Regions from separate parts of the Mus musculus genome. Here regions 2 and 3 are each linked to region 1. A link is a loop called in an ENCODE intact Hi-C map of the cell type or tissue named here. Cell type or tissue: left cerebral cortex. All regions are shown on one strand.

What was found. Hi-C counts contacts between places; a loop is a spot of excess contacts. Peaks named below come from ENCODE experiments on the same cell type or tissue, not always from the same donor. Only the 100,000 strongest peaks of a DNase experiment are listed, where the experiment ranks them.
Region 2: it touches region 1 in a loop (3-fold over the local background); 6 of 42 quality-filtered maps call a loop at or near these places.
Region 3: a loop joins it to region 1, with 2.2 times the contacts of the local background. A loop is called at or near these places in 3 of 42 quality-filtered maps.

Annotation. Positions count from the first base shown.
Region 1 is chr7:131,742,073-131,750,072 of GRCm38, forward strand. No RefSeq gene overlaps it. Among named protein-coding and RNA genes, the nearest start is that of Gm34645, 82 kb to the right of the region's middle. In left cerebral cortex, a CTCF peak has its summit at 4,938 (motif pointing left); a DNase peak (open chromatin) is centred at 4,919.
Region 2 is chr7:131,557,088-131,565,087 of GRCm38, forward strand. Hmx2 (H6 homeobox 2) reads left to right here. Exons shown (of 2, transcript NM_145998.4): 2 at 1-927. It overlaps Bub3 (BUB3 mitotic checkpoint protein), which reads left to right and starts at 3,283. Exons shown (of 8, transcript NM_009774.4): 1 at 3,283-3,367; 2 at 3,623-3,817; 3 at 4,450-4,519; 4 at 6,247-6,398. The coding sequence starts at 3,623. In left cerebral cortex, no CTCF peak of the experiment used is centred here; DNase peaks (open chromatin) are centred at 96 and 3,131; H3K4me3 peaks cover 1,111 bases; H3K27ac peaks cover 634 bases.
Region 3 is chr7:131,442,169-131,450,168 of GRCm38, forward strand. It overlaps Acadsb (acyl-Coenzyme A dehydrogenase, short/branched chain), which reads left to right. Exons shown (of 11, transcript NM_025826.4): 10 at 1,301-1,400; 11 at 2,069-4,043. The coding sequence ends at 2,139. Among named protein-coding and RNA genes, the nearest start is that of Gm39099, 16 kb to the right of the region's middle. In left cerebral cortex, no CTCF peak of the experiment used is centred here; a DNase peak (open chromatin) is centred at 4,339.

The DNA of each region.
Region 1 (8,000 bases):
GAAATGTGACAAGTGTCTGTGAACATTTTCCTTTTTAACATTTTTTTTTGAAGATTTTATTTATTTTATGTCTGTGAGTACACGGCTGCTCTTTTCAGACACACCAGCAGAAGGCATCGAATCCCGTTACAGATGGTTGTGAATCATCATGTGGTTTCCGGGAATTGAACTCAAGACCTCTAGAAGAGCAATCAGTGCTCTTAACCACTGAGCCATCTCTCCAGCACCTGAACACTTTCTATACTTAGTTTTGAAGTGTTCTCTTTGGTCAATATGTGAATGTAGGGAGATTAATTAGTCCAGCCCTCCCTTCTCCTCCCTAGGGCCAAGTAGCATCTTACTGGCAGCAGAAAAATACCAATGTTTGCCCTGGACTGTGACTACCTTCCTGTAGTGCCACTATAGGACCTGTACACCTGCAGAGGGTGACTTCCATGACAGGTGCCTGCAGATGTTATCACTCCCACATCCACATCTCTCTCTTGGCTCCCAAGCAGTGGCTTTGAAATGAAGACCCTCAGAGAAGATGCAACAGTCTGCCACCAAATGCTGTCTCCTTAGCATGAACTATTTCAGTGCGGCTCTTTCTTCCAGGCTGGGTCTCCAGGTTTAGAAGACAGACCTGGTTACAGACACGAAGGCTTACAGGGCAGAGAGAAGGGCAGGCAAACAAACTGCTACTTGGCAGAAGTCTCCTTTTGACATCACCTATCCTGACCTCTGTAAACTTGGGGAGAAAGAGGACAGCTCTGCCAACCTCACCCACCTTCAGCTCCAAGGAGGGTGAGCTGGCCTTCATCTGCAGACCTGATAGTGGGGTACATGCACCTTTGTGCAGCTACCCTAGAGTTAAAGTCCAATGCCCACTTTTGCCTTTGGAATCTTGCATAGGAGGATTGGTTGGCCCTATCCCAGAAGCACACAGGGAAAGAGATTCTGGGGGAAAAAAGGTTGAGGGCTCTGTGGACCTGAGGAGGATGTAGAAGATAAGGCTGGGTACTTGATACCCACTGAAGATCCAGGACGATCCCTCATCTCTGTTAAGGGCCAGAGCTTCCCCTAGCTATATCGTTGCTGTCAGCCACAGATGTCAAAAGGCAGGCACTGTCTGGAGGAAGCCCGCATGATCAGGTTCCTAATCAGCCTCCCTCAGTTTCTTGCTTTTTCTTTCCTCCTTGATGTTGTGGTTGCTTTAGGTCTCTGTTGCAGGCGCACTCTCTTAGAGACACCTGCCCCTTGATGAGGCTGGGCAGTGCCATTGCTTGCAGGATCCCCACCCCCACTGCTTCTAGGCATCTCTCGCATGTGTAATTAAATGCTCATCTGTGTAATTACTTGTTTACAGTTCTGGGTCCCTGCCAGGCTAAATTCCATGCAGTTGAAAACTGCGCCTTCCTCATTCACAACTCCTTTCTTGAAATCTCCCCCACGCCCCTGTCAGGGTAGACCCAGGGAGGGGGTGGTGTCCTGCTTGGATGTGGGTGGCGGTTAAGTCGCCGTTTTCATTATTTGCAAAGCTAGACCATTGCTTGGGAAGATGGGACACTAGATGGTGATCAATGCGGAGCAAAGATTCATTATTACTCCTTTGTGGTCAAGTCCTGAGATGATTACAAATTACTTTCTCTCTGCTCAGATGTGGATCTATCCGCAGGGTGTTTCAGTAACATCATGTGGGACATAGAGGAGGCCAAGGGTTCAAAGACAAAGCCGTGGCTTAGCAGGTGGAACAACGGCCCTCTATATTTTTACACCACCCATTGAACTGAAGTTGGGACCCCTGTGGTTTTATTAGGAGAAGGCTGGAAGAAGCTGAGGAGAAGGGCAACCCCATAGAAAGACCAGCAGTCTCAACTAGACCAGGCAGTCCTCTGTTGTATATGTGTTGGGGAGTCTCAGACCAGCTTGTGTATACTGCCTGGTTGGTGGCTCAGTGTCTGAGAGATCTCAGGGGTCCCGGTAGAGAGTCAACCTATATTCAGTACATCATACTGACCCAGGTCACATCCCTGCACTTGGTGGTTGAAGGAATATGGTGGCAAAATTCATGACTGCAGTAACCATCAGGCAGATCTGGGTGCCGCTTCCAAATGGCAGACTCATCACAAGCCAGTGTTGAGAACAAGTCTGCAAGGGAAAGTGCATAGTTGTGCTGTGGGTGGCACCTCCCCTGCTCGCGGCCCTAGGGTTAAGTTAGGAGAGACGTATCCCTGAAAGCGTCAGGGTGCTGAAACCCCGTATTAGTGGGAACCCGCTGTGGGGTAGATGGAATTCTGTAGCCCAGGGAAACACATCCAAAGCCCAGTGATGAAGAACGAGAGACGTGTTACACAGGCGAACGTGATTTATGAGAAAAGTGTTCCGACTTTGTGTGTTTCCCTCCAGTCCAGAAATGCCAAAAGATTTAGGTAAGTCTAAATGCCTCCCTGATAGGAAGGGGTGAACATGACACAAAGAAGAAGGCAGAGGGGGCTGCAGTGCCTTCGAGTCAGGATGCAGTGCAGATCTCCGTGGGCATCCTGTCTCTCCTCTCTCCTCTCTCATTGGGATGTCTGCTGGAGCCTTAGGTGAGGAAGATGACAAAGGCCAGCTGTTGCCTGTCAGAAGAGAGACCCAGAGGTCCCAGAATCCTTCATTGAGCCTGGTGCTTCTTCCAAGCCAGGCTGCATCAGTGGTGGACTGCTTAGCTATACTGCAGGAACTAGGCCTGGTGGTGAAGGCCAACCTGGGAAATTTAATGTACTGCATATCAAGACAAACAAACAAACAAACAATATGCACCCCGCCCCCCCAACACATACAAGCAAACCGCTGTCTCCACGAACCTTACACTGGTTTGACCATCTGATTCTCTTTTCTTTTTTCCTCAGGGCAGTGTTGATGCAATGAAGCCCTGGTAGTAAAAGTTGGGGTTACACCTGCTGAACCCACATGCCTGCCATGGGACACCATGGGGACCCAGTAGATGTTCTTGAGGAACTTAGCGCTGAGGAAGGCTCTTTGCCCTTGTACTTTTATTCCTCTGTCAAACTTTGTTTTCTTTTTTTAAAGTTACTTTTATTGTTTTATAGTCCAGTTGTTGCCCTCTCCTGGTGTCCCCTCCCACAGTTCCTCATTCCATTCCTCCTCCCCTGTCTCTAAGGGGATGACTCACCCCCCTCCCCCAACCCCATCAATCCTCCCCACTCCCCACAGGGGCCTCAAGTCTCCTGAGTGCTAGGCTGTATCTTCTCCCACTGAGGCCAGACCAGGCAGTCCTCTGTTGTATATGTGTTGGGGAGTCTCAGACCAGCTTGTGTATACTGCCTGGTTGGTGACTCAGTGTCTGAGAGAGCTCAGGGGTCCCCATTAGTTGAGACTGCTGGTCTTTCTATGGGGTGGCCCTTCTCCTCAGCTTCTTCCAGCCTTCTCCTAATAAAACCACAGGGGTCCCAACTTCAGTTCAATGGGTGGTGTAAGGATCTGCCTCTGTCTCAGTCAGCTGCTCGTTGGGGCTCTCAGAGTTGCTCCTCCCATCCCAGATCTTTTGATGCCTACCTCCTGACTACTGCCCAGTCCTCTTCCTCCTCCTCCCTTCTCAGTTGCATGCTGGGATTTCAGGGGTAAGGTCTACTTTCTTCCTCTTTCATTACTGCCCTATGTACTCTTGCCTTTGGATGGCACCAAGGCCAACTGAACGCTCCCAGGAAGAAATCTCCATGTGCTGAGCACCTTCATGTAGCTGTCCCTCAGTATTGTAGGGAACAGCAAAGCCCAGGGAACGCTGACTCAGTCATGGCTAGGTGAGACATTTTCATATAATGCACCCTTACCTACTCATGTACTCATCTCTAGATGCCTTAATAATAGCTTAACACATGGCCAGTGCCAAGTAGAGGGGTGCTATGCTCTGGTATTTAGGAGACAAGGAAATAGTCTGTACATCAGCAGTTGGCTGACCTGTAAATGTGAAGCTTGGAGATACCAGGAGAGCTGGTCGCCCACCTTTAGCCTCACTGGCAGTGAAACCATGGACCTTCATCTGTTGTTTCCAGCCCATCACTGCCTCCAACAGCCAGGCTGCCTCTCAACAGTCCACATCTGACCTTGACCTTTGCCCTAGTTGAATACAGGGCACTGGGCACATGCTTTCTTCAATGTACTGACCCTTTGTCAATGAGCCCTAAGCTAGCTCTGTGTATCTGTGCACGATGGCTTGCACGCCTGGGGTGTCCCGGGAAGGCAGCTGACCATGGGATCATGGCAAATCTCAGCACACTGTACCTCCCACTGTCTTTTCCAGGTCCCTCTCCCTCAGGAGGGTCATTACCTGCTTTCCCAGCTGTCCCCAGAATACCAGCTTCACCAAGACTGCCCTTCCTTCTCCTGAGTGAGTGACCCACACCTTGGAAGGACATTGGAGCGAGCCAAGAGGCTGCATCAGAAAAAAAAATAGCAATAATTTCCATACTGGACTCCACTCCTGTTATTTATTAAAAACAAAAGCAAACAACAAATGTAAACAACTTTTCTGGCAGATTTCTTTTTGTGGAAAAAATGTACAGATGAAATTAAAGATGTCTTGGGCATTGGTTAGTATCCAATGACAAAGCTTCTTTTTACCCTTGTCTGATTTTCCAGGGATTTCCATGGGGGCTTGCGGGGCCCCAGAAGTTGCGGGGAGACGAACTTGTTTGGCTCTGTGTGACCCTGACCACGGAGTCTGGCTTCACGCTGACCACAGCAGCCCATGGTATCTAGCAGGAAGCCTTCCTTTCTCCCCCTCTTTCGTCATCGCTGCTGCCGCTGTCATCCTGATTAATCTTTATCTAAAGTGAGGGAAATGGCTGAAGCCATTTAACTGTATGCCTTTAACGCTGATGGGCCTGTCATTTCTCCTCACCTTCTCTATCAGTTTCTGAGCGGCTGGTGTGACAGGTTTAGAATTTGATCACAGCACCATCTACTGGGTACTAGACTTTCCATCTTTCCTGCCGGCCTTTCCCAGATAGATTTGATTTTTTTTCTTTTTTCTTTTTCCTTTTCCCTTCCGTGTTCCCCACCCCATGCCTGGTCTTGCTTTCTTCCAGTGAAAGTTACTTTGAGAACTTGCGGCTAGTTAATTCAGAAAAGGGAGACCCTTCTGAAACTGACCAAAGCTCACATCCCCCCTGTGTTAGGCACTTACAAAGACAATAGCTGGAGCTTACACGCTACACTTCATATAATTATTTCCTGGAATCAATAATCTCATCAGGAGGTTCAGTGATGGGGACATCATGGTAATGAATGGCTGGGTGAGGCGGCCATTCCAAGTGCTGTCCTTAGCCCTGTCACCTGTGCTGCCCAAGGGCATGATGGGAATGGGGCTCTGTCTGGCCGAAGGATTAATCATGGTTATCTGTAATTCATATTTCTGTAATTTGCCTTCTCTATGCAGCCTGCCCCACATTGATCAGCATGGATTTCTTTCAGCACAATGGGTCATTCCCGTGGTGTGGAGCAGAGCGGGAAGGACTCTGTGTGTGTGTGCCGGGCAAGGGACAAATCGGATTAGTTACGCTCAGGAAGTAACAAAAAACGGAATCACACCAGACTAATGCGAGAAGCCACCTCGAGGGGAGGAATGACAAGACGACTCCATGCACTCTGAGTGAGCCAGGTAGCACTGTGGGCTTCCCTGCTGCTGTGAGGCCTGGAAGAGCCAGGATCCTGGACATCAGGCAAGGATTCCTCCCCGTGAGCTTTCCTGCCCATCTCCTCCAGGGCATTTGCTGCGTGATTCCAGAGACCTTTTTTTAAAGTCCCAGGGTTTGGGACCCAAAGTATGATCAAGGCCGTGGCTTCCTGGGGCTGAAGGACTGGAATCAGATGCAAACATAGCTGGGTAGCTCCTTTAGCCATAACAAAGCCTACTGAGTGTGAATTTCCTTCACTTTGAGATGGTAGTAGACTATGAAGAAATGTCATCTTTTAGACAACTAACAACTTTGCTCTGGACATTGAGTTTGAACAAGAATGGCTCTCACTGTTGACTGTAAACAGACCAAAAGCCTGTGTCGCTCCCCCACCCCCCACCCCCCAGTGCTTGCCTAGGCTGGGCTCCCTCCCAGTCGGCCTTTCTCTTCACTCAGCCTTGGTGACCCAGTGTTTCTCTAGATGTGGCTTTTGTTGCTATTATTGTTGTTGTTTTTCTCTTCTGCTTTCTCCCCTAGAGAGACACTGGCTCCCCTGAGTTGACATCTTTGTGTTCCGCAGGCCTGGCATGTAGTGCTTTTACCTGAGTGGGCCACTCATGAACTCCACGTTGAGTCTGCTGAGTACCTGCTTGGCCAGGAATGAGGGCTTTAAGATGAGTGAAGAGGACAGATCCTGTCCTCAGGGTGTGTGCAGTCTTGACTGGGAGGTGGAAGGAGTCTGGCAGTTCCAGAGACGTACTGGGACAGGTAATGCTTAACTTGGAATCTAGATGAGAGGCCGAGAGATAGATCACAGATGGGTTGGAGCTCGCAGGAATTGTATGTCAGCAGAATTCGGGTGTTTTGGGAGATCTGATCATGAAGTTGTGAGGACGTGTGGGTTGAGTTGTGCCTCTCTAAAAGACTTGCTCAGGGGATGAGGAAGGTGGCTTTAGAATTAAAGTATTTTCTGCACAGGCAAAAGGCCTGGAGTTTAAATCTCTAGAACCAGATAAAATGCCTGGTGGATGTGGTGGCTTTCCTGTTATTCTTGTCTAGGAAGGCAGAGAGACAGATCTCAGAGCAAGCAGACTAGAGAAGCCTGCTTCATGGATGAGCTCTGAGATTGATTGAGAAACCCTGCTTCAAAGAATAACATGGGAAAGTCATCTAGGAGGATTTCTGACATCAACCTTGGGCTGTGAATTTGCAAGAGAGCAAGGGACTATGCGGAAGGGGTTAGAGGGAGAAAAGAGGAGGAAGAAAATAATGTAATTACACTTTAATATCAAAAAATAAAATAGTAATCATTTTTTTTTAAATCCAAGGTGGGCAGTACCTGAGGAGTGGCGGCTGAGGTACAAAGGTCTTTGGTCCACTTCAAAAAGGTTTTTATGCAAGATGAAAGATGTGGATCTAAGTCTAGTCTTCTGAGGGGGATACCCAGTTTTGCCAGTACTATTTATTAAATGGGTTATCTTTTTTTTTCTTCCCCACCACATGTTTTGCTAGCTTTATAAAAATTAGGTGGTCACAGCCTTGTTGCTTTGTTTCTGGGTTCTCTAATCTGCCCCCCCGCCCCCCGCCTGCCTGTCTTCAGGCCAGTGTCAGGCTGTCTTTACCATTGTAGCTCCAAGTGGATTAGCTTAGTCCCGTTCTGATGGTGATAGCCCCACAGAGCAAGCCCAAAGTACAGAAGAAACTTTCAAGCTTCTGGTACTGTGATGTGCCCTGAGACTGTTGGTCAAAAGAAGGCACATAGTTACCCTCCAGTCGAGGACACGGAGGGAGACACCAGTTCTGTCATGGGAGAAACTGCAAAGTCACCAGGCAAAGGGAAGGCACTCAGGGAGGAGCCGAGGAGAAACTGTGTTTTCACCGCTCCCATGTGAATGGATAGCACTTCTTGGTTGGTCGTTTGTGCTTCCCTTGTCTAAGTGGCAACTGTGGCTTTCTCTAGCACCTTCCTGGTTGCTATGATAGATTCCATCTGTAGAGTACCAGGATGTCATTGGCTTCAGTGTCCCAGGGACAGTAGCATCTCCAGCTCACTGGTGTGAAGAGCAGACTCTGTGGTTGTTTCTATCCTTTGAGCCTAGCTCACTTAGGCTGAAGGGGAAGAGTACGGAGTTCTAAAGTCATTGATGTGCATCAAACGGCAAGTGTTACCATTTCATCTGTATTAGGGTCTGTCTTTCTTTGTTTGGTTCTCTCTCTCTCTCTCTCTCTCTCTCTCTCTCTCTCTCTCTCTCTCTCTCTCTCTCTCTCTCTCTCTCCTCTCTCTCTCCCTTTTGCCATGATAGTTCTAAATATGTACAGCATAGGCCAAAGTCAAAGCCTGTA
Region 2 (8,000 bases), 180 kb before region 1:
AGGCGACTGGCTTGCAGCCCTCGCAGGGGTCTCCCGCTGGTGACACAGTTGCGAGAGTTCTGCGCAGAGCGGGAAGTGATGCCTAAGGGTCAGATTTCGTTGGAGGGATTCGTGGAGCAGATGACACGGGCGCTTCCCTAGTTTCTTTTTGTAGTTGTTAAATTTGCCCGTGAATGACAAAAAGGTCGGATCACTGGCTAACTTGCAGCAGCTGTTTCTGAATTGAGCACTGAGGATTGCAGTGCCCGGCTGCCTGCCTCCATGCAGGGTTAGGGAGGCTCTGCACCCGGAGAACTGCTTCGTCAGGATCATGCAAATCACAGCACTGTATTTTCTCTACGTTTTCATAGCATCCACCTGTTCCTTGTTAAATGTCAGAAATGGGCCTGGAGCTTGGAGGAGGCCTCAGGTAGAGTTATTAGGTCCAGCCCGCCTCCCCTCAGTGGTTGATCAGGGTGCAAAGAGCTAGGAGTCTGCAGCGCCAAGGCCCTATCTATTTCTTTCTTCAGAAGAAAACCTGGTGCCTGAGGGACCGGTCTCTTTGAGCCAAGGGGGCATCGAAATGACTTGCATTTTGTAGAAATTCACAGAATGTAAACGTTTACATGGCCCATATCATTCCGTGAAATATGCCTGGCAGAAGAGATTTGCTCTGATATTGCCTATTTTTTTCTTAACACATTATATTTTATAAAACCTGCAACTCCTCCTAGGTGACATTAGATGGATGCTACACAAGAATGCACCGGGCAATACTAGGTTGGTTTGCTTACATTTGTTTTATTTTAGCTGTGTTCACCTCAATAAGTATTTGTTGAGGTCTCAACATGTGCTAAGAACCTACACTAAATTTGGGGTGGTCCAAAGGAGAACACAAAGAGGCCTATCAGTTCTCTTCTTACTTATTAAATATGTGTTTTCAATTGCTCATTGGATATGTGTATTTTTCTGTCACCGTAGTTTTCACTCCAGATAACCTCTCTACATTCTTTCCCTGACAGCATTCTTTGAGTGTTCCACCCAGAAACAACCACATTACTTCAGAGGACTGTCTTGTAAAAAAACATACTCCGTTCGGATGCTTTTGATCTGCCTTTCAGCAGATTACAATTCGGTGATGGATTTAACAGTATTGGGTCATCATATTTGCTTCAGGATGGCTTTCTCCATAGGTAGTGACCTCCTCCTCCTGTCACTGTCGGCATTAACGACTTGAGTTTGCCCATAATATTTTAGGGAATGCCATTTCCCGCAGTTGTCATGTGGTATATATCTGACTCTCTTTACTCACCCAGACATTAGCTGTGGCAGGCGACTCACCACTGCAACAGGTAACTGAATATCACACACACACACACACACACACACACACACACATACTTACTTTACATTTGTGTTGTAAAATGGTCAAGACTCTGCTTGTGGCCAGATTTCCTATCTCAAGTCTAGCAATTCATTTGAATAATCAGCAAAATAGTCCATCTCTTTTCAGGCTCTAAACTTGATTTACAAGATTGACGTTTCTTAAAACTCAAATAGAGTTGGGCTGCAAGTGTGCGGCCAGAGGGGCCTGAATCATACACACATGGGATAATGAAATATGCTTAGATTTTATTAGCAGGTAATTTATGCTCAGAATCTGGAAACAGTAATAGAATTAAATAAACAACTGGGAAAGAGAACCAAATAAGTCAAGAGGTAAAATTATTTGGCTAAACTTAGAATGCAAAACAACTCAATGCATTAAAAAAAATTGAACTTGGCCATTGATTTGTTGAAAGAGAAGAGAGAGAAAGAACCACATACTAGAACTATTTGGAGAGGGAAGACAACCAGAATATTTTAGCCATAATAACCATCATCAGGACAAAAGACTGGTGTGTGTGTGTGTGTGTGTGTGTGTGTGTTATTGTCAGGAATCTTAAGTGCATTTAGTTCAGAGTCTGTGCACACATAAGATCTTTCTTTCTTTCTTTCTTTCTTTCTTTACTTTTATTTTTTTAGACAGGGTTTCTCTGTGTAGCCCTGGCTGTCCTGGAACTCACTCTGTAGACCAGGCTGGCCTCGAACTCAGAAATCCACCTGCCTCTGCATCCCAAGTGCTGGCTGCGCCACCACTGCCCGGCAAGATCATTTTTCTTTTCTTTTCTTTTCTTTTTTTTTAAAAATGTACCTTGAAAGTTAAGTAGTTTAAAACTAGAGACAACTTCCTACTTCATGCAACAATTTCAAAATAAAAGGGATTGTCTCAAAAAGATGGGACAGAGAAAAAGAAGTTGTATCCAAGGATTAATTAGAAACTCAGTAACATTTTGCATGTCAGTATGCTACTATGTTGTTTGTTAAGTACTGCTTTTCTCTCACAGAACCAAAACAACCTTTTGATTCTCATATTTTTTAGAGGATTCTAGAAACAGAAAGTGCAGCAAACTGAGCCTGCAACTTCCATGATAATGCAGAGGAAGGTGGGAGAGGGAGGACAGTCACAATGCTAGGTCCTATGATGAACATTCCTAAGAGATTCTGGCTGATCGTTAAAGATTGGAAATATTTGTGTCCTGCTCTGTTCACCCTTATGGGTGTGGTACTCTTCTAAAGCAAGGAGTAGTTTGACTGAGTGTGTATTCCCAGAGCTGCTTAAGAGGCCTGACATTCAGGTGCTTGAAAACTGTGGAGAGATGAAACGATAAAAATGAGATCACTAGAACTCAAGGGAAATGAGTCTCTAGTTCACAAATTGATAACCCAGCAAAATAAAAGCAAATAGTACCTTTGACTAGAAATTATTCTTCAGTATGACTAGTCTGGATTAAGTCCAGGGGTATGTGCACGGCTAGAAAGAAAATATTAATTTATATCTATAGTAGTTATCAACCAAAATGAAATTCTGTGTCTGAGAGATAGAGGAGAAGGATGTCACAAGAGCTAGATAAAATCTCTTTTCTGCCTTCTAGTCTGTGGATGTTCAGGCAAGCAGCTCCAGGGAGACTACAACTCCCAGCATGCAGCATACAATTGTGGGCGGGCGTGAACGCCTTCATGACCTGAGCATACTTGGGAGTTGTAGTTTTCCCTCCGCAGCTCCAGAGATGTAACCTCGGCGTGGAGGTACTAAGAGACCCGGTGAACGGGGGGGGGGGGGGAAACGCGGCTTCCCTTTGAGCCGGAACAGGATGACTGCGGAAAATGAGGCAAGCAGTAAATCAGACCAATCAGCTGCCGAGATCGAGCCGTTGGCGTTCAAAATCAGCCAATGATAGGCCTGCTCCGGAGCTTCCTCTCCGCCTTCTCCGCTTTGCCTGCGAGTGCTCGGAGGGAAGCGGATCGGTAGTGGCCGGTGCAGAAACGTTGCTTAGGCGGACAGGAGGTAGAGGTTCGGGCGAGGGCGGGCGGAGCGGGATCTGTGGCCCGTGGCCGGCGCATCGATGCACAGAGGGATCCGGTCGAGGTCCATTGTGTTTTATATGGGGATCTGCGGGCAAGGAAGGAGGCCAGGCCGGGTGGAGCTCGGCGGAAGCGGGATGGCGGCCGGCCTGGATCAAGGGGGACTCGCGCAGGCGCAGGCCGTGGCCGGCCTCTGTTGCTCCGGTTAGGAACTCAGACTTAGCGTTTTGTTCTACAGATGACCGGTTCGAACGAATTCAAGCTGAACCAGCCACCCGAGGATGGCATCTCCTCGGTTAAGTTCAGCCCCAACACATCCCAGTTCCTCCTGGTCTCCTCCTGGGATACGTCTGTGCGCCTCTACGATGTGCCCGCCAATTCCATGAGGCTCAAGTACCAGCACACTGGTGCTGTCCTGGACTGCGCCTTCTACGTAGGTGGATTCAGTTTCTGCTCCTGTCCCCTTAATACTGAGATGTCCTAGGCCTTGCCAGTAGCATCTCATACACGGTTCGAGAATTCTGATAGTTCATAACTACTCGGGAATTCTTCCCTTTAGCCTGGCATCAAGCCTACTACAATGGTTTGTGTTCTTATTTCTTCTCTCGTGGCAATTTCAATCTCCATTTGTAAATTCAGACTTGAGTAAACTTTCTGGACATAGATAATTGAAGTTAGCAGCAAGACTGATTTTTAGCTATCCTTTGAAAAGTAATGAATGTTGTCTAATTTAGCCTTAACTCCTGGTGTCCACCTTGTATTTGCTTCCTTGTGGAGATCACTAACTTGCATTTTTGTTTGCTTCTTAGTTTCTGTCACACTGGACATAACACTTGGCTGTAGAAATAGCAATGTTGAAAATGCTTGCTAAAGCTTTGTAACTTTGAATTGGCTCCAAATGTAAGAGTGGGGTGGGAGGATGTGGTGGCCACAACTTTAATCCCAGAGGCAGAGGCAGGAAGAGCTCTTGAGTTTTGAGGCCAACCAGGGCTACATAGTGTCTTCCAAAAAAAAAAAAAAAAAAGTAAGAAAGAAAAAAAATCAAACCCAAATTTTGCTTTGTAGGATCCAACGCATGCCTGGAGTGGTGGATTAGATCATCAACTGAAAATGCACGATTTGAACACTGATCAAGGTATTAATATAGCTACATTTTACCAGTTTTTCTTTACTAGTGTATTTGTGTAGAAATGCTTATTTAAGAAGAGTAGGTGTTTTCAGTACTTATGTGAAGGCGGAACACGGCTTTGATAATAGACTTTTAAAATTGGATTAAGTTACCACAAATGGAACCTGAATTTTGCAGTAAAGCCCCTTCTGAGCACTGTCTTTTTTTTTTTTTTTTTTAAGATTTATTTATTTAATTTATAAGAGTACACTATAGCTATCTTCAGACACATAACAAGAGAGCATTGGATCTCATTACAGATAGATGGTTGTGAGCCACCATGTGGTTGCTGGGAATTGAACTCAGGACCTCTGGAAGAGCAAACAGCCAGTGCTCTTAACTGCTGAGCCATCTCTCCAGCCCCTGAGCACTGTCTTAAGTGTCTAGTGGAAGCATCATTTAAGCATTTGACTGTCACTATTAGAAGTCTTAAGCAGCGGACTGGACTCAGGGTCCGGTTTGTCAGGATTTCTTTGGACAGTTTGATATTTTAGGTTGGTCTTTTCACAGGCTAAAAAAAAAAGTACATTTTAAAAATGGAGCACGGTAGCCCCGTCATATTTATCTTAGTGATGCCTTTGCGTTCTTAGCAGGAGAATGTATTTCAGTTGGCTGTGTAAAAACATTTCTTAAGAGGTTTATGATTTCACTGTGGCAGGATTTGGAATGGAACCCAAGACGTGCAAAGCGCTCTGAGCTTTGTTTGCCTGCCCTGTATTGGATGTAGGTATACTGGAAAGCGATGGTGGGGGTGTAGACATGTGGCTACCTAGAGGCCAGCTTGAGCAATCCGAGTGGACTGAGAAGCACATCTGAGCCAGGTGTGATGCTGCTCCTGGAATCCCAGCACTTGGGAAGGGGAGGCGGGCGGATAAGAAATTCAAGGCCAGCCTCGGCTATATAGATAGTTTGAGGCCAGCCTAGACTACTAAGACTCTGTTTCCAGGAGAAAAGGAATGATTTTTCATTGGAAGAGGCCTCTGTCCAAAAGTGACTTTGTGTGTTTAATATGCACATGCGAGGAGAGCACTCTGCCTGAGCTACATTCCTGATCCTGGTCCTGGTCCTCTTCCTTTTTTTTTGTCTGTCACATGGGCTTTGGCACACAGTAGATATTTAGTAGATGTTTACTGAATGAACAAATGAGATACTGTGAAAGTTGAAATTGACAGGAAGGAAATTATGTAGCAGAAATTGGACCCTACCATGAGAAGCAAGTGAGTTAATTGAAAGACTCCCCTCAGCCTTCAAATCCTGTAACCATTTCATACTAGCTTTGACTTAATGGGAAGACAAGTGCGGTCAGGGTGCAGGAAGCCAGAGATCTCCACTCTTAGCTCACTCGCCAAGTATTTCTGGAGCACCTACAGTGTACCAAGCATGCACTAGATACAACCAAAGGTACAGTGTTAATCAGTTTTCTTACAAAATCTAGGATCAAGTTAGCCATCCACCATCCTCACACAGTTCACTGTGCTGGTTTCCTGCTAGTGAATGACCAAACCTGGGCAGTGTGAGGTCACTTAGAGAGGACTGGCTAACGTTGTAGTCGTGGAGCGATTGCTCTGCATGCAGACATCTCTGTGGAGTGACCGAGATGAATTCATTTCAGCTGACAGCCCCATGGGTTCACTTGAGGTATCCTATGAGAGAGTAAAGCTAGCTGTGTTGTTTTTATCTTTTCTTTGCAATAGAAAATCTTGTTGGAACTCACGATGCCCCTATCAGATGTGTTGAATACTGTCCAGAAGTGAACGTGATGGTAACTGGAAGTTGGGATCAGACAGTTAAACTGTGGGACCCCAGAACTCCGTGTAATGCTGGGACTTTCTCCCAGCCGGAAAAGGTAGGGTTTTATCTGCACCAGGGGTGTGGTGGTTGGAGAGTGTGCTGTTGTTAAGAATTGGCAATGTGTTTGAGAAACCTAACTGTATAGAAATGCTTTAATGCGAAGGGAGTTAACTTTTACATTTTGGTCATCTTTTTCTGTCAGTTATTAAACTTGGGCCGGAGAGCAAGAGCTCGAATTCCTCTTCAGTCCATTGTTAGTGCTTCGGCTCTGAGAGGTAACTCACTACCTTTTCATAGAAGCCATTAACAGAGGCTTACTGTCTTAAGTTTGGTCTGACACCCCAAACCAGAAGATGGGGTGGAACATGACTCATTTTCAGATGTGACTTGAGGCTCCATTTGAATTGACAGTTGAGAATGAAAAGGGAATCATTTCAGCTTTAGAGAGAGAGCTGTGTTCTCTGACTGTTACTGCTGTGTGTGTATTTAAATGCTGACAGATGTAGTTTGAAGGCTTGTAGTAAATGGAGTTTTTAAACACCTTTGAATCTAAATTTCCTTTCCCACAGACAACACCATAGTTGGGTCTTACCTTTTGTCAGCCCAGCTTGACAGCCTCTACCTTTGAATTATAAAACCATTTATGTCTATGATGCCTGTGTGGTTTTTTATATATATATATTTTTAAGAATTTCATGCGTGAGTACGTTTTATTTACATCGTCCCCTTCTGACTTCCTCTGCTCACTCAGGTGCCTGGCCTCTCCCATAGGATTGTTTTATACACCGTGCACACATGTGAACACACACAATTTGGTGTTGTTGTTTATACATGTGTTTGTGGCTGACCACTCAGGATTGGATAACCTCCCAGGGGTCTTGTCCCTGGAGAAAACGGAATCTGCCTCCTGTGATTGGAGCTTTTAAAACCGATTTGGGTGTATTCTCACTTCTCAGTCTGTTCATAAACACAATTAGGCTGTGTCTTCCCCAGACTTTTATTGGGTAGTAGTTAATTTAAAAGATGGATTGTTTTAGCAGTTTCAAGTATTCTTCACTTGAGTCCATTCCCTAGTGTAAATACACTGGTGGGCCCTGCCAGCCGTCGTTACACACAGCAGTGAATCCAAAGAGCCATTCTTTTTTTTGTCCCGTCACAGTCGACTCTACTCCTGGCAAGACCTTTGTTCAGAATAAAATAATTGCATTGTTTCTAGTTTTGATTTATGGTTGTATGTAGCATGTTAAGAACTGTGATAAATTGCTGACAGACTATCATATAATGGACAGCCACACTGAAGCAAGCTGCTTACTGGTTCAGCGAAGTTCATTATGTCACTTTTTTTAATACTTTCTTTGATAAATGTATATACCCAGTCAGTAGTATGACAGTGGTTTCCCTTGATTTATGATCAGTGCGGATAGAAAGCAGTTTTAGAAGCTTGTGTGTCACCTGTACAGTAAAGATTTAAGGTAAAATTCTGGATGCAGTCGTGTCACTATAAATTGATCTTTTTCTGGTTTATTTTTTAAGTTTAGTACTTCATATATCTTAAATTAATTTTCTTTTTTCTTTGCCTTTTTGGAAGACGTTGACCTTCTAAATAAACATAAAGTATTCATATTTACATATGCAATCATTTCATATTTCAATTTTT
Region 3 (8,000 bases), 300 kb before region 1:
TCTCTCTTTCTCTTGCTGTCTCTCTGTGTGTCTCTCTCCCGCCTCTCTGTTTCTTTCTCTGCCACCTATCTGTCCAGGCAACATCATTTCTTAGCCAAACTCCTGGGGCACCCAGCTTCTTTCATGGTCCTTATTGCTGTCCCCAGTCCAATCTTGCTGTCTTTTTGGTGGCCATGATGTCACTTGGAACTTTTTAGTGACTTCTCACAGTAAATAGAACTAATATTCATATTAGTTTCTGACAGTGCTACAGCAAGCAAATTTCCCGAAATGTAGTGTTTTAAAATGTGCCCCTTTATCAGCTGCCACTTTGGGAAGTCAGAAGTCTGAAATTGGCTTTACAGATATCAAATAAAGATGTTCGCAAAACAGGCTTTCTAGAGGCTCCAGAGAAGAATCTTCCAGCTCCCAAGGGCCTGACTCACATTCCTTTGTTCATCTTCATGGCCAGCAATGTAGCATATTCAAAGGACTCTCCCTCTCCCTCCCCCTCCCCCTCCCCCTCCCTGTCCCATTCCCCCACCCCACCCCCCCACCCCCGTTGCTGTGGTCAGCTTCCTTGTCTTCAGTGACTAGCTGTCCAGCATCCTTCCTCCTCTACAAGCACTGTTGTTGATTACGGGCTACATCCCAATAACCCAGGACAATTTTCTTATCTCAAGTCCCAGCTGCACAGCCCCTCTGTTGACAGGTTGGATGGCACATCCAGTTTCTGGGAATTGAGCTCTCTTTGGACATCCTTGAGGAGCCATTACAATAGTCAAACTGTTGCCCACCTCCCAGGGCCAGCCTGCCCTTCCAGTGTCTTCTTCCCTCTCACTCTAACCCCGGTCTCGCTGGTCCCCGAGGCCAGTGGGGCCCTGCTCTATTTGGATTCTTTATACATGTTGTGTTGTTCCTTAGCTTATACTACCCCTAACTGCTGTTGTAGGCCTCAGCCAAGCTGTTTCCTCACAACAGTTTTCCTGACAGGCTCTTCTGCTCTCTGCAGCTTATAAAATCTGTGTCAAGTGTTTTAAAGTCTCTCTAAATGATCACAAGGACCGGAAGGGTAGTGTCTGTCTTCCCCCACCTTCAGTAACTACCTGCTAAGAAATGGTGCCTGTTGGCATGCGTGTGCTTATGAACAAGTCTGGTTTCTTTTTCAAAAAATAAAAAATCTATGATTTAATGGGGAATTTTAGAGAAATAACTGCAGCCCTTCCACTTGCTAACAGTGAATGTGTGCTCCTAAAAATGTCACTCCAAGGCTCACCTTGTACAAAGTTCTGGTCTATAGCCTGCTCCCTGCCTTTGGTAGGTCGCTGGGCTAACAACAAGCAAGTGCATCGAGTGGATGGGAGGGGTCGGCTACACCAAAGATTACCCTGTGGAGAAATTCTTCCGAGATGCCAAGATCGGTAAGCAGGCTTTCCATGGTCTCCTGTTTTATTTGCCACTGTGGGTATTTGGGCTATTGTGTTTGTCGATTTTATATTACTGCTACTTAGGTAAAAGCATTTTAATCTCTACAGAATGTTTATTGACTTTTCGTGGCTGGATTTCTTCCTTCTTCCTATCAGAAAAATGAATTTATATTTCTAAAAACATCAAATTGACTCTTAAAATGCCTCCGTAGACCTTTTAAGAGAACTGCGACAAAATGCGCTATCTTCATTTTCCTGTTACAGAAGTTGTTGGTATTTACCATTCCTGGAGTCTAATACTGCTCTTTGAAGTATGGTTCTAATTTCAGAAGGCAGCTTCCTCATCATGCCTGAGTGCTCCAGTGCTCCACCAGCAGCGAGGAGAGCAAACGGCAGGCAGCCCTGAAAGCTGCTGGGTCCGTAGAAGCAGCTGGGCTTGCACACTGATGCTCAAAGAGCCAAGTCCTCGTCTGTTCAAAGCTGGTGTTAGTGGGCTGCAGATCAAATGGGAAACTGTTACCCTGTCAGAATCACTTTAGAAACTGAATCCTGTTACTGAGAGCAAGTGCAGGGGTGCTTGGTGTCTTCCATACTCATCTCTGTGCGGTTCTCTTCAGCTGTGGGCACACTCCTAATTGTCCCATTTCTCCCTGTTGTTTAAGGTACAATATATGAAGGAGCTTCCAACATCCAGCTGAACACCATCGCCAAGCACATCGATGCAGAGTACTGATGACTGTGGGATGGGCCCTCTGCGTCACTGACAAACCATTTCCAGCTGCTGTGCCTTATTGAGCAGGGTCTAGAGCAGTGCAGGGCTTCCTTGGACTTCCCTTGTCCTGGTCTCAGGCCTGGATTTTGTTCCTGTCTCTTTCCAATCTACTCTAAGTCTATTTCTAAGCTTCTGAACGCATATTTCTCATCCTAGTTGCAGAGTATACAAAAGTTTCACTCTAGCAGCATTTGGGAAGAAGAAACCATTTGAGGTATTGGTATTGCTGACAGAAATAGTCACTTTATATTCCTACTAAATCTTTGTACTGTGGTATGAGCCAGAGGAGCGTTTGTTACACTTGGCAATTTTTATTCAATACTTTATAGATTCAGTGGTAAGTGGCTAAACAAGGTAGAAGCTGATAAAATTTATTTGGAAAAATCTAGAATCTTAGTTCTAAATATCAAAAATAGTAGAAAATAAAAAGTGTAGCTTGTAGGCCATATAATTGACAATAACAAAAAGTCCCAAATGTTATTTTAACCAACAAAAGGAGTATGTTTGGCTGCTATAATTGAACTATATGAAAGATGTATTATGTGGTGGCTTTTAGCAGCCCATTTAAAAAACATGTCCCTGTATTAGTTTTCAACTATAAAGTTTAAGTAATTTGGCCTAATCATCTGAAAATAATTTATTAGATCATGCACTATTTTTTGGTAGTATGATTTATTTCTGTATTTTAATTGAGTATTTTCCCTCAAACTTGGTTATTGGACTTTATCCTAAATAGTAATTAATTGAGAAATTCAATTTTGGTTTTCAAAATTGATTCTTAAGAGAAATATACCCCCATAAGAAAATAATATCACAATCTCATAAGGATAGGGAATGGAGACTTGGTAGTCTGAAAACATACATTCAGTATAAATATATGTAGTCATTTATATAGTATATTAGATAATTTTATATTTGTGAAGACAAAGATCTATGTTTTACAATGTAAATGAAAAACAGGCAAAGCCTAATCAGATATCCAGCTGGTGAAGCCATTGATCAGTGTTAGGGATTTACAGTCGGGAGAAGACGCTCTAGTTGCAGACCCTGAGTCCCCTGGAGAGAGAAGTAGACAGTAGACAAACGAGTCGCACATTTCCAGAGGAAACATCACAAGTTAGATGTGAAAAATGCCCGAGGCTCACGCAGTTGCTGGAAATAATCGTTACTTCTAGATAGAAAGTATTTTGGTGCTTTTGCAAAAGGATAATGTTTATTAAGAAACTTGACATTTTCTAGGTAATTTTGCTTTGCACAGTTAATGTTTATTGAGCTAAATTAATTTCCACAATGCAAATCATAGTTAAATATGCAAGGTTGTATAAATACAGTTGAAATAGGAATTACATTAAAACAGTAGGAAGAAATAAAACAAATTTAGACCTTGAATCCAAAGAGATAAGGTCTACTTGACTTTCAAATGGGGGAAATGATGAAAGGCCTCACCCAGTCTCAGAACAGACAGATGAGTGTGATAAGAAAGGAAGGGGTGGATGCAGACCCTGACAGGGCAGACACCTTCCACTCCTGTAATAATGGGAAAGAGCAGGGCTTAGAGATGATGCAGCCGCGGGAGTCAGGATGAGTAAACAGCCTGCCCTCCTTTCCTAGACTCATGGCAATCCTCCTGCTTCATGTGTAACCTGGGCTGGCCGCAGATTCATGGCAATCCTGCTTTCAGGCTTCCAGTGCTGAGATTTTATGTCTGCACCCCAGCTCCCATTTCTGACTTGTTGATTTTGAAGTCATGCCCACGATTACAGCTTTGTCAATTATTCTCATTTATTTCTATTTGTTTTGCTCTATGTAGTTCCCAGTTATGTTTTTAGGGGTAATAAAGTTCATGGCTGTTGGATCATCTTGGAGAATTCTCCCTTTTTATGAGATATTCTTTAAAATTAGTTTTGTCTTTATTTCAGTTTTGTTAAATATACAGTTATTCCTATTTTTGTTTTTATAGCATTTGCAGTCTTTTCCCATAACTCCAACTTTCTTGCTTTAAATATTTTCAACTTCATGTAGCTAGGATTTAAACTTTCCTTTTACCTCATCCTTAGTCATCAGGACAGAAGGAAAGAAACTTCCCCCAAGTCTCTAGACCAAGAACGAGGTGCCTGCTTTAAATTGAGTGAGTGAGCTATGACTTGGGCCAAATCCAGTGTACCTTCTATCCACACTGCCTATTTTTGTCACAGCCTATAACAGGTTTCTGTGCTATAAATGGGTAGTAAAATGCATGACATAGCTTCAAATAAGAACAGGTTTCTGTTTAAGCAGTATGTAAATAACACAATGTCTTTGACGTTGACTTTTGCTACAAAGCCTAAAATATTTACCTTTTGGCCCTTTAAGGAAAAGGTGTCCATTCAATGACTACCTCTGTGTCAGATTTCTCTTAAGGGGTTAATCTGTCAAACCATCAGGGCAGAATACCAAAATACAAATTGACAATGAGCTATACTCACTCTTGATTTTATTTGTAATTCTACTCGCTCCCTCCCTCCCTCTACAAACACATTCTTATCCTCATCCTGAAAAACTGAATTTCCTGCTGGGTGGTGGTGGCTCACACCTTTAATCCCATTACTTGGGAGACAGAGGAAGGCAGATCTCTGTGAGTTCAAGGCCAACCTGGTCTACAGAATGAGTTCTCTGACAGCTAAGGCTACTCAGAGAAATCTATTGTCTCAAGATAAGAAAACAAACAAACAAAAAACTGAAATTTCCCAGCTTGTTGTGGTGGCACAGGGTCGTAATCTTAGCAGTCAGGAGACTAAGACAGGAATATTATAAATTTGAATCCAACTGACCTCAACCCCATTTCACAAAACTTTCTAAATTCCTGTGAGCCACTGCTGTGCAGGTCTGGAAATGGACTGTGGCTGCCTTATCTCCAGTAGCCCCTCATCCATCCTTATATCCTCTCTCTCAATCCCTGTTTGTCGGCTTTCACTTTTGTGGCTGAGTTTCAATGCCTAAGTCCTCCTTGTTACCCTGAATTGGTACTCTGCTCTATCTATCCCAACTGTGATTTCAGATGGCCTTCCTGGAAGCCTTGCTCTGCCGGAGGCCTCTTCTCCTTGACTGGCTTCTTCTCCCTTCAGTGACCACTTCCATCCTGATGCTGCCCATGTATCCCACTTTTCTTTCCAACTGGCTGCACTATCCTCTAGAGCAGTGAGGATATCCCTTCCCCCTTCTCCCTGCTCACCAGCCCACCCACTCCTGCTTCCTGGCCCTGGAATCCCACCAGCAGTAGAGGGGTGTTTCTCTTCCACCTCCTTGCCAACATCTGCTGTCACCTGAGTTTTTGATCTTAGCCATTCTGACTGGTGTGAGGTGGAATCTCAGAGTTGTTTTGATTCGCATTTCCCTGATAACTAAGGATGTTAAACATTATTTTAGGTTCTTCTCAGCCATTTGGTATTCCTCAGTTGAGAATTCTTTGTTTAGCTCTGTACCCCATTTTTTAATAGGGTTATTTGGTTTTCTGGAGTCCAACTTCTTGAGCTCTTTGTATATATTGGATATTAGCCCTCTATCAGATTTAGATCTTTGGAAAAGATCTTTCCCCAGTCTGTTGGTTGCCGTTTTGTCTTGACAGTGCCCTTTGCCTTACAGAAGCTTAGTCATTCTGCAGAGAGCCCAGCAGGCTTTGGAAATTTGAGTTGAAGTGCCAGAGAATTGAGGCAGAAAACCTCACATGAAGCCTTTAGTAAGGGTGGGATGATCTAGAATGCTTTTCAAAAGGCTCATTTCTAGAGCCAAGAGTCCTCTGGTTGGGCCTCAGGCCTGGCAATCTGTCTCTTTAGAAGCCTCCCTAAGAACTTCATCAAACTAGGGCTGGAAAAGGGTTCTCAAAACAACTCTTATCCCAAAGACCCCTTTTTCTGTTTCTATCCCAGTGTCACCCACGAAAACTTGCTCAGTAAAGCCTAGGGCTCCCTGCCATCCTGCCTGCCTGAGGAAGAGAAAGGGAACTTTCTCTACATGTTCTCAGAGTTCATCACTGATGCCCATTTCCATCCCAAAGACCTTCTGGGAAGACATATACCTACTGCTTTCCTAGGTCCGTGCAACCAACGCTGTCAGGGGCCATCTACTCACCTTACTTCCACCCCCATAAGTGAGGCTCCATGGCGCTTCCTTTGCCTTCTTACCAAGAGAGCCTGTGAGGAGGAGGATGCTAGGATGTGACATCAGACAGAATAGTGTTGTACCCGTGGAGGACTAGGAGTCAGAGGGCTCATCCAGCCTAGTGGTCAGCCCCAGTACAATAGTTGTACAGTTCCTTTAATATGCCATCTTTCCCAGACACAGGCTTAAATACACTTATTGATGAGTGCTGTGCTCATTTTCAAATGTGTTTAATAATGCCCTCACTTGCCCAGTGGGCATGAAATCCTGGGAATTATTCAGGTTGAAATGTATTAACATGAAAGGTTGCTAGATATAGAAAAGTGTATGCTTGAAGTCCTGCTGGAAAAGCAGAGGTGGGGAGATTATAGGTTTTGAGCCATCCTGGACTAAAAGCAAGTTCCAAGGCAGTCTGAGTTCATAGACCCTGCAGAAAAAGAAGAAAGGAAGGATGGTGGGAATTAAAAAAAAAAAAAAAAGACATGGACCTTATGTTTAGTTTTGAATGCTGTGTTAAAGGGACTTAGATTGTCAGTGTCTGTGTTCTCGCAAGTCACCTTGGTATGGGCAGGGTGCTGCCTGGGCTAGCACTCTTTTTAACTCAGTTGACCCTGAGTTGACACATCTTTACCTTGTTCCCACTGATTTTTTTCCTTCTTAGTCTGTAATTTCTACAGGACCTCAGCAACCAGGATGATCTCTGGAAGAACAAACATTTCAGAACAAGCTGGCCCCAGCATCTCTGGCTACTAGCATAGAGGATGACGGAGCTTGGTCTGAATGAAACTGGATGCAGAAGTCTGAATGCCAGGGCAGCAGCCCGCTGCTCCATTCTAGGAAAGCATTGCACATTCTAGGCAAAGGGCAGAACATCCCGCTGGCATTTCAAATAGCTCTTGAAAGGCAGCCCTCATCCATTCTTGTTCATGTCCAGCAGGGTTCAGCAGGAGCAGGCAGTGCCCTTGTGTTCGGGGTTAATTGGTTCTTTGGTTTGAGGCTTTTATGTCGTTTCTCTCAAGATCCACCTCTTACTCTTCAGCCGCTGTCCTATTCGCTTGACTTCTAAAAAAAAATGGTCTCCAATTCCTGAATTCCTGTACCATCTTAGGACTTCAGTTTGTGGTTTCCCCTCCAGGGCCACCTGGTCACTTCAGCAGAGGACACCTGAGGTCTCCATTCTCTCTGAGGTCTTGCATTCCTGGCCTAGAGCTAGCAGGTGACTCTCAGTCCCATGAATGGGCTTATTCTTTCTAGCTTTTATATTCAGAATTCTGCTGCCACATTTCTTATATCTAATATAATCTTTCCATGTACCCATGGTCCAGGGTACTTTTTTTTTTTTTCAAAATAATTTAAGGTGTAATTGGGGGCAGGAGCTGAAGGCTGAGCAGTCAAGAACGTCTGCTGTCCTTGCAAAGGACCAGGGTCTGGTTCCTTTTTTTTTTTTTTTTTTTGGTTTTTCGAGACAGGATTTCTCTGTATTGCCCTGGATGTCCTGGAACTCACTTTGTAGACCAGGCTGGCCTTGAACTCAGAAATCCGCCTGCCTCTGCTTCCCAGGTGCTGGGATTAAAGGCGTGCGCCACCACAGCCAGCAAGGGTCTGGTTTCTAATACCTCAGGGCATCTCACAGCCTCCTCGAACTCCAGCTACAGGAAACCTGATGCCCTCTTCCAGCCTCTGCA